Regions from separate parts of the Homo sapiens genome. Here all the other regions are linked to region 2. The links are chromatin contacts, found by Hi-C or POLR2A ChIA-PET in ENCODE. All regions are on one chromosome and are shown on one strand. Each heading gives the region's core, a stretch centred on a gene start or an enhancer-like site at or near the end of the contact. The rest is flanking DNA. Distances are from core to core; before and after follow the strand shown. Region 1 overlaps OTUD4 (OTU deubiquitinase 4). Region 2 overlaps C4orf51 (chromosome 4 open reading frame 51). Region 3 overlaps SLC10A7 (solute carrier family 10 member 7).

Region 1 (3,250 bases), core at 456-2,955, 600 kb before region 2:
TTTGTGTGGCAAATATCATTTATCCTCAGCCCTGTACTCACCACCACTACCACCTCCTCTGCCAATGCCCAGTCCCACGTGGTTGGTCATAATTGGTCTAAGACATAGAAAATCCTCTTCCATACTTTCCTAGTCTCTTGCAGTTAAGCCATATGACCTAACTGCAAGAGAGTTCTAGCCAGTAAATTGAAACCTCTTGAGGTTTTTCTAGAAAATACCTCAAGAAAACCTCGTTTTCCTAATAAAGGGAGATTATCATCTGGTACTGCTTCTTGAGGGTGTAATATATGGAGCAAGCATTTCATGCCCAGAAGGTGACACATATAAGGGAAATGCAAAACAAGCTACAAGAATGTTACTCCTGACATTAAAATGCTGCACAACTGCCAGCAGCCACTTCTCTCCACATTTCTTGAGAAATAAATCCCTATTTGTTTAAACCTGGTTAAGTCAAACTGGTTTCCTGTTTGCCATCAAGAAAGGTCTTTTCCTTGAGAGGCTCTCCATTTGCCTTCTGCCAGGGGAGCCAAGTGTGTTACCACCCTGGAACCACTTTTCAGTTTTCCTAGTTTGTGAGTTTCTGGACCTCAAACCTAAATGAATGTGGTAACATTTTCAGTGGTTGTTTTGTTTTTTGCCTTTAAGAAACTGGATCCCAGGCCAAGACAGTTTTGTCTGGGAATTTTTAATTTCACTCCTTTTCGCTGGGGTGACTCTGGCTTTAATGAAAATGTTAGTTCCAGCTCCCAACCTTGCATGTGCCTAAGTATAGGTCTCCCATGTCAATGGTCACTTTATATCTGTGCTTCTGGTTTCTTGTCTCCATTTATAAAAGTATCTTATAAAACTATACAGGACTTAAATGCTTTTACTACTAGTTTGGAAGGATGCAACAAGTAACAAATATATCCCTAGATAGGTAAATTGCAGTAGTTTGTTTTCTATTTGATCTGGAGGTCGTTAGTCCAAAGTCAAGGTTCTCATTTTTTTTAAAAAGAAATTGGCTTACTACACAGAATTTTGTTATCAATCGGTTAACCTGCCAGTTCAGTTAAGAATATTCATAGGGATAGGAGGCCTTAAGAACCACACTCATCTACATTTACATCTTTTTTTTTTTTTGAGACGGAGCCTCACTGTTGCCTAGGCTGGAGTGCAGCGGCACGATTTTGGCTCACTGCAACCTCCGCCTCCCAGGTTCAAGTGATTCTCCTGCCTCAGCCTCTCCTGCCTCAGCTGGGATTACAGGTGCGTGCCACCATGCCCGGCTAATTTTCGTATTTTTGGTAGAGACAGAGTTTCACCATGTTGGTTAGGCTGGTCTCGAGCTCCTGACCTCGTGATCCACCCGCCTCAGCCTCCGAAAGTGCTGGGATTACAGGTGTGAGCCACCACGCCTGGCCTACCATTAACATCTTTAATCTTTGTAATGCTTTTTACTAAATGTGAAAAATAAAATATAATTACAGGAATGTTATGTATTTTTAAAGGATTGCCTCTAAAGCCCCAGTTTCTCTAATGAATTCATTATAGAAAAACCAGTTTCAAAAACTGATGTTTATACCTATGTCTGTCTGTAGCTTTTCTTAGAAAACCCTATTAAACTATTCTGAGGGGTCCACGTTTCATGAAGAACTCACAGATTAAGTTAGGGTGCAAAAGTTTATGAAGGGAAGCTGTGTTTAACTTCCTCTTTCATAGTTACTTACATTCTCATACTATGCCCTAGACCCAGACCTAAGTCTTTGAATGAAAAGGGAAAGTTTAATTATTCAAAGTGAAAAGCAGGCCCTTTGTATCAGACACTTTTTGGAGACCGCTGACTTAATTTGGGTCACTGCCATGCACTTCTGGAGTGACCAATTCTGCAAGAGCCCCCCATCCAGCCACAAACACACCTCTTACTAACCAGCCCCAACACTGGCTTCTCTTATTGACTCCATGGATAAACCCACGGGCATACTGCCAAGAACCTAATGTTTCCTTTCTCCTTCCTTTCTCCCTTTCCCACAAGGTTCTATATTTTACTCAGCTCCTAAAGCAGTCTCAAAAGTTCCACATGCCAACTCTCGTTACCTTTATAACAGCTCATCCTCCTTCCCAGCCTGCTGACCCTGTTCCTAGATCACTCACTTTTCTGTCAAATACTTGAACTGAAAGAGGCTCTTGTTTCAGGTTCGGCCTCCTGAGGAAGCCAGGCTAACAGAAAGTTCATATTGTATGTAAACAAGTATTGACTTGATAATATTCTTTGGTAACTTTTATAAAGAAAAACAGGCTTTAAGAAATTGAGTTTTCAGAGTATAAAGTAAGTATACTTTGTTTTCAAAACACTCAATTTGCTTTCACCTTTAGCCAACATAAATATCACTGAATGCTAAATGTAAAAACCATTAAAAAACAATTTAATCCATATTCTTAGATATTCTGCACATTCCCATTTAGTCATTGCAGAAAAAAAATGGTAGCACTAGCTATAAAATCACTTAAAACTAGACTCAAATACAAGTCCTACCACTTACTAGTTGCATAACCCTAAGCAAGTAACTTGGCCTCAATTTCGTTATATAAACTAGGGAAAATTACACAGTACCCATAGATTATAAATTCTACATGGCTTTTAGTTGCATGTATGAGAATTGTCTTCTAGCTGGAAACATGTCATGGAAATCATTTATTTTAAGGAGTTTACAAAAATTCTCAAGATCTACATGCTATATTACCTGGTTAACCCTGGAACCAAAGAATCACAAGCAGAATCAAGAGACAAAATTTAATATATGCACACAGTTTTATATATAATGCAGCATCACACCATGTAGGGCATTTACTCTTATTTTATACATTCAGATATGTTTGAAACACTTCTTAAGGCTACAAAACAGAACATAGAAAAATAAACAGGAATATATTCAACACTTACAAAAAGTGATATGATAAAGAATATAAAGTACTAGTTTCCTTTTAACACTTCAAAAGATATGTATATATACTTTTTTTTACAAGTAACATCACAAATGATCACATCTTCACATGCTCTTAAAGTATTATTTGTACTCAGTGTAAGGCTATTATCGTTTTTCATACATAAAATTTTCTAGCTCTGTAACACAATGCAATTTTTAATCCATTCAAGTAAGTTCAACCCCAAAGTTGCCGCTTCCCAGCATTAAGACATGCACCCACCCCTCTTCTAAGATTTTCTAAAACTTGTATTTCGGGGAGAAAGACCTCTTTTAAAAAATAATCC
Region 2 (2,985 bases), core at 444-2,943:
CCCCTCCCAGAAAGGGAATTCTCTGTACTCAAAGTAGCCGCTTTTAAGTCAACCATTCCCAACAAATAAATGACATTAATCCTGCTCTTGTTTTTGTGGTGCAATAACAGACTAAAAGTACATGCAGGTGCACACACACACACCACACAATTAATATGGGGCACATATTTGGAAAACCTTGGACCTAGAGTCCTGAGCAAAAAAATAAATCATGACTTTTTATTTATGAGACAAGGCAAATCTTTTTTTTTTTTTTTTTTTTTTTTTTTTTTTTTGAGACAGGAGTTTCACTCTTGTTGCCCAGGCTGGAGTGCAATGGCGTGATCTTGGCTCACTGCAACCTCCACCTCCTGGGTTCAAGCAATTCTCCTGCCTCAGCCTCCCGAGTAACTGGGATTACAGGTGTGTGCCACCACACCCAACTAATTTTTGTATTTTTAGTAGAGACAGGGTTTCACTGTGTTGGCCAGGCTGGTCTCGAACTCCTGACCTCAGGTGATCTGCCCACCTCGGCCTCCCAAACTGCTGGGATTACAGGCGTGAGCCACCATGCCCGGCCGAGACAAGGCAAATCTTAATATTTTTAAATATATATAGTTTGGAGGAGAACAAGCACTGAGATATATAAATGCCCAATTTCCTGCATCAAAGCAATAAGTAGAGATTGAATGAAATTTTCAACGATCATTAACACTATTCTTAGTTTCGAAAGTATTTGCTTGCTGGGTAGTGCTTTTGGTAATCATTCTCTAAATATTTATATTCCTGTGTCCTATCTTGAAGAAGTTCCTGATGGAAACTGGAAAGCAGAGCATTCACATCCAGGAATGTGGGAACTAAAGGAATTAGGGAAACCTGGAAAGAATCTTACCAGAGAAGCAGTGGGGGCCGGTTAGGGATTGCAAGAGTTCCTGCCCTTTTTCTCTCCCACTTTATTAATCTGGCCTTCCTAACAGAGACACAATATATTAAACAGGAAGGTTAAGAGAGATGGAAGAAAATGCAGGATCAATCCCATCTCCTGCTCATGAATGATGTCTGGTTTGGAAGAGACCATTTAATTCCCAATTCTGTGGAAAAGTGACCTTTGCGGATGAGCGAGTGTTGACAACCAGGCCATTTTTCTCCAGCTTCATGGACGGTGCGATTCTGAAAGCAAGGTTTGCTCATCTGAGGATTCAGAAGCTGATCGATACTCCGATTATGGCTGGGGAGGACCCTCATCGCCATTTAACTGAGTTGGAAAATGAAGCCACAAGGCTGGAGGCGTGGAGTTTGCTTAATAAACAACTTTGAGGTATGGGGCCCTCCCAACACCCTCCCCCCACCCGCCCCGCCCAGGAACGTCTGGACCCTGGCAGGTTGGCTTTCTGGGACAATTCCATGGGCTTCATTTATCAGTTTTTTCCCTTTTTAATTGGTGGAGAGAGACAAAAGTTTTTATAATCTTTATTAAATTTTCCTTTTTAAATAAATACTTGGGACCACATTTCTCTGCTAGAACCACAGAAATGGTGCTGCGGCCCCGACCGTCGGGGGCTCCGGCGTCACAGAGCCTGTCCCTTGTATCTGGGAGCCCCGGGGAAGGCGCAGGGGCGTGAGAAATGCTCTTTGTATTCAGAGCGGTCACCCAGCAGAGCCGGAGCCTTCCACCGCCAGGTTTTCCTCCGCGCAAGGCGCCGCCGGGAAGCGAATTGGCTCCGACAGTCGCGGGGGCGGGGGCGGCCTCAGACGCGGCGGGCTCGCGAGCTCAGGGGCGGAGTCGTGGCCCTCCCGTCCCGGCTCCCTCGGTAGGCTGCCTGCGCCCCCAAAGCCGCGCCCACGGCCCGCCCACCCGCCGCCTGCCCCTCCCCTCCCCGGTCCGCCTCTTCCCGCTCCTCCCGGCCCGCCGGAGCGGCCGTCTCCTTCTTCCTCCACGGCCCACCTCTTCTCCCCCACGATCTTCCTCCCCTAGCGTCCACAGGCCGCCTCCGCCGCCTACGACCCTCCTCCTGCTGATTCCCCCCCACCACCGCCCGCCTCGTCGCCCCCGCGGAGCGCGCGGGAGGGAGGGACCGGGAGCGGCAGGGGCTGCACATGACCTGGGGCGCGGGAAGGAGCCCGCTGCCGTCTAGGCCCGCGAAGGGCCCCGGCAGCCGCCGACTTCTGAGGAAAAGCAGAACGGTGTTTGGTTTACTAAAGTAGCCGCCTCCTACCACTCTTCCTCCCCAGCCCCGCTCTCTGCTCCCCACACCCCCTTCCGTTTACTCCTAGTTACCAAGACCGTCCTTCTCTTAGGATTTCTGTTGAATAGAAAATACAATTAAAAGTCGCAGCACCACCCCTGCCTCCCGCCCCACAAACTCCTAGTGATTATTTTTGTCTCTTAGCCCTAGGTCGGGTTAAATACATTCCCCGGGAGCCATCTGGTCTGATTCCCGGCAACCTTCGTATGGTTTCCATTAAGCTCTCCAAAAGCATGCATTGAAAAGGCAGCCCTGTAGCCACTTAGGAACCTCCGGAGTTTTGCCCTGGCCAGCCCCAGTAGACATCCCAGGCAGAAGGAGAGAAAGGCCTCTGTTTAGGTTCCGAGTCTAGTACCTCATGATCCTGGTTTTAATCTCGAATTTCTTGGCTTTTCCTAGTCCAAGAAAATACAGTTCTCCAAGGTAATGGCTATCATTAATTCATCATTTGTTTTTTACTATACGCAGAGGATAGCTGATTAGAATTCTGTTTTAATTCTAAAAATGAAGGCTAACAGCTTTACAGATAGGTTGCAACAGTAACCTGGCCACACAAGTTCAATTTGACCAGCAACATTGGTATGGTGGGGTCTACACCTTCTCGCCTGTCTGTCCACCATTCCTTAACCCCCAAAAGGCAAAGAACAAATATTTGCTTGTGGAAACATATTCCCTCACACGTGGGTTAGGGCTTGTGTCCAAGAAAAAGGGAACCGGCAGGTTCATAGACTCTGAGTGTTGTAACTAGAGTGTTCCTTAG
Region 3 (3,088 bases), core at 409-2,908, 600 kb after region 2:
ACGACTATTGGGAAAGAGTCTAAGTTGGTGAAGGGTCTGAGATTACCACACTTTCAAGATGACAAGTCGGCCTGCCACACATTCAAGTATGCTGGCAGAAGGCTCAAGAGTCCTGGATCCTGGATGAATGAGCTATGACGATGTGGATGGCTGGATGTCAGGAGAAGATGATGTCAGTGTTTGGGGATCCTCAATAGTTGAAGGTTTTTGTTTTGTTTTGTTTTGTTTTTGCCAAAAACTTTTGGAAGAGCATTGTAATAGAATGTTATTGTCTCTTTCTTTTTAACTCATTAAAGTGTTGCCACAGATGTTGTAAAAAAAAAAAAAAAAAAAAAAAAAAAAAAGAGTCCTGGATCAGAGCCAAAGGATTTTACCACTCATAGAACAGCAAGCAGCCTAAGCATGATGTTGGTGTCATTTCCCCTTGTCCCCAAGTCAAGCAGGTGATGCAGATGGGCTCGAATGGATGCCTGCAGAAGCAGTGGACTGCATTCCAGGAAAGGAATACTGAGCTTAGGGAACCTGAATCTTTTATAAGAGGCAGAAAGCAAAGCTGCCCTTTGTTCCAGAGTTGAGAACAAAAGGCAGTCAGTGCCTCTGCTGACAAAATGTATAGAAATATGAGACACAGAGAGAACTGTCGCCCAACAGAGGAACTGTCCCGCAGACCAACCCAGTTGATATTGGTCATCTAAACATATGAGTTATCAAGCCCATTATTGCTCCCATCAAATACCACCACTGAGCTAATATTTCCATACAAGGAAATGATGATAAGATAATCATTTTGAAATGACCAGAAAAACTTCTCTCCAAGGTGACATTGATTGCCTAACACTTCATGAACACTATCATTTAAACAAGATTCTAACCAACTGAAGTGACTTCTAACTCATAATTTATTTACTCTCTTTGTTGTCTTAAAATGGGTGAATCTGCTAAATATCTTTTTGAAATCTAGATCCTCACTAGATTGAAATGTGATCTAAGCGCCAGCAACATTGATTTCACCTGGAAGCTTGTGAGAACTAGCTGAATATCAGACTCCGCCCCAGAACTACTATGTCATAATCTGCATCTTAGCAAGATCCCCAGGTAATTTGTAGGCATATTAAAATTTTAAAAAATGGATTTAGATTCTAGAGCAGAGGTTGGCAAACTTTTTCTGTGTAAGGCCAAGTAATAATTATTTTAGCCTTTGCAGGGACACTTCTGCAATTACTCAACTCTGCTATTGTACCTGGAAAGCAGCCAAAGACAATAGGTAAACAAATTGGCATGGTAAGATTTGCCCAAGGGCCATAGTTTGCAGATCTCTGCTCTGAAGTATTGCTTTGAATTAGAAATTATATTTCAAACAGAAATAAGTGTAACAAACTTGTTTTTAATAACTTGGCTTTGAGTGAACCCACGCTGGCTTCTAAACATCACACCATGTTCCTTTGTAACTCCTTACAACCCACTATTTAATGACCCATTCTTTAATTTTTCTTTAGACTGATATCAAAATTACTAGTTAATAGTGTGTACAATCCACTTTCTTCCTCTTTTTGGTATTTGCAGTGATGTTTGCACATTCCCAGCAGCTGTTGATTCTGCTCCTTCCCTTTATGATTTGTCAAAGATAGTGATTCAGGAATCTCAAATGTCAGTTTTCTCAGGATCCTATGATGTAATTTGTCTGGGCCAGCAGATAGTCCGCCTATCTTGGACCTGCTTTCCTTTGTCAATATTTACTTTACCATTTCTAATCTAAAGTTGGTTCTCCTTTACAAGGATAATGGAAGCAAAGGGATGGAGATCAGTGCAGAGGGGGAAATTAAAGATGCTGAATAGCAGACAGAATGTGTGGGGTTTAGGGCTCTAATATCTAGAGCTATATAAAAGAGGACAGAAAAATATAAGAACACAAAAGTGGAATAATATGTACATTGCTGATTAGAACTAATATAGTGATATATGTTAAAGATGAAAAACAGCATTCAAACTCATGACTTCTCTTTTTTGTTTTTAACTGAAAAAGCAAACCTTCAGGCAATGTAAACTCATAGAACTGTATTACATTAATTTGGCTTTTTCTATCCAGGTTAAGAGTGACAAAAACAATTTGAAATTTAATTAGAGCCCAGGGCAACAGAGATGTGGGAACTTTCTATCATTTTCCAAAAGATTTTCATGTAAACATCTTCTAAGTTTTAGATTTAACAGGCAATAAATAATTTTCTAAAGAAGTTTCTTAAAAATGCTTATTTGCAGAGTATATATTAGACCAAGGAGGAAGCAAAAGGAAACTAAATCAAAATTTATTTTTTGAAGACTAGAGTATAAAGACATAAGCTTTCACAGTGAAAGTAAGACCTAACAGAGCTCACTTTGGCCTGCATGCCTCCACCATGGGCACACAGCTACAATCTGAGGTTGCAGTTTTATTTTCCCTGAGAACACATGGAGCAGCCAATTATTAGTAGCACTGCAAACATTACACACAAGATACACAGCTCTCTTAAAATGTCAAGAGGATCATTTCACATTATCCAATGGTCAGCCAAAGTTCCTATGGCCTGAATATTATACATAGGAGCTTGTAGTATTTCTTGCTTTAGAATCATGGTTCAGTTGATATAAAACACCACCATCATAAAAATAGCCAATATTTATTGAGGTATATTATGTACTAGGAACTGTGCTAAGTACATTACAAACATTATCTAATTTAAAATTCTGGTAAGTAAATTGATTATCCTAATTTTATAGGTGAGAATAGAAAAGAGGCTTATAGAGACTAACCTAAGGAAGTGTCAGAAGATAGAACTCAACAAAAGGAATAAAAACAAAGTTGAGAGATCAGGAGATGGTCTGAGTTGTTAAAAAGAAAAAAATGTGCAAAGGAGGAAGCAGAAAATTTAAAAGAAAAAGATATTTAAGAAACAGATTGTAGAAAATTAATGTAAAATATATAATATTAATTAAAATTAGAGTCAACGATTACATATATAACTTGCCACTGGTGTTGGAATACATGAAAATAAGGCACTAAGTAACTCTCTTAGGTCACTAGAGTAACATGGATGTTTTTTCCCACTGGTTT

Evidence for each region. A loop is a pair of places that touch in the nucleus more often than their neighbours do. ChIA-PET counts read pairs that join two places held with the same protein, here RNA polymerase II (POLR2A). Pooled maps may share reads with other maps.
Region 1: a loop to region 2 is called in a pooled map, with 2.5 times the contacts of the local background. The contact joins two enhancer-like sites. A Hi-C loop is called at or near these places in 1 of 168 maps with a recorded cell type or tissue (naive thymus-derived CD4-positive, alpha-beta T cell) and 3 of 50 pooled maps. POLR2A ChIA-PET finds 5 or more read pairs at or near these places in 1 of 52 experiments (A673).
Region 3: a loop to region 2 is called in a map of endothelial cell of umbilical vein, with 5 times the contacts of the local background. The contact joins two enhancer-like sites. A Hi-C loop is called at or near these places in 1 of 168 maps with a recorded cell type or tissue (endothelial cell of umbilical vein) and 4 of 50 pooled maps. POLR2A ChIA-PET finds 5 or more read pairs at or near these places in 1 of 52 experiments (OCI-LY7).

Annotation. Positions count from the first base shown.
Region 1 is chr4:145,130,891-145,134,140 of GRCh38, forward strand. It overlaps OTUD4 (OTU deubiquitinase 4), which reads right to left. Exons shown (of 21, transcript NM_001366057.1): 21 at 2,760-3,250. Among named protein-coding and RNA genes, the nearest start is that of ABCE1, 34 kb to the left of the region's middle. Within about 2 kb of position 1,706, at least 2 of the 41 ENCODE cell types and tissues checked have a DNase peak (open chromatin) inside an H3K27ac peak, as active enhancers do.
Region 2 is chr4:145,731,323-145,734,307 of GRCh38, forward strand. It overlaps C4orf51 (chromosome 4 open reading frame 51), which reads left to right. Exons shown (of 6, transcript NM_001080531.3): 6 at 1,131-1,475. The coding sequence ends at 1,238. Among named protein-coding and RNA genes, the nearest start is that of C4orf51, 53 kb to the left of the region's middle. RefSeq lists a silencer at 1,520-2,119 and an enhancer at 2,675-2,985. Within about 2 kb of position 1,694, at least 33 of the 41 ENCODE cell types and tissues checked have a DNase peak (open chromatin) inside an H3K27ac peak, as active enhancers do.
Region 3 is chr4:146,334,938-146,338,025 of GRCh38, forward strand. All of the region lies in intron 5 of SLC10A7 (solute carrier family 10 member 7), which reads right to left. Among named protein-coding and RNA genes, the nearest start is that of MIR7849, 72 kb to the right of the region's middle. Within about 2 kb of position 1,659, at least 2 of the 41 ENCODE cell types and tissues checked have a DNase peak (open chromatin) inside an H3K27ac peak, as active enhancers do.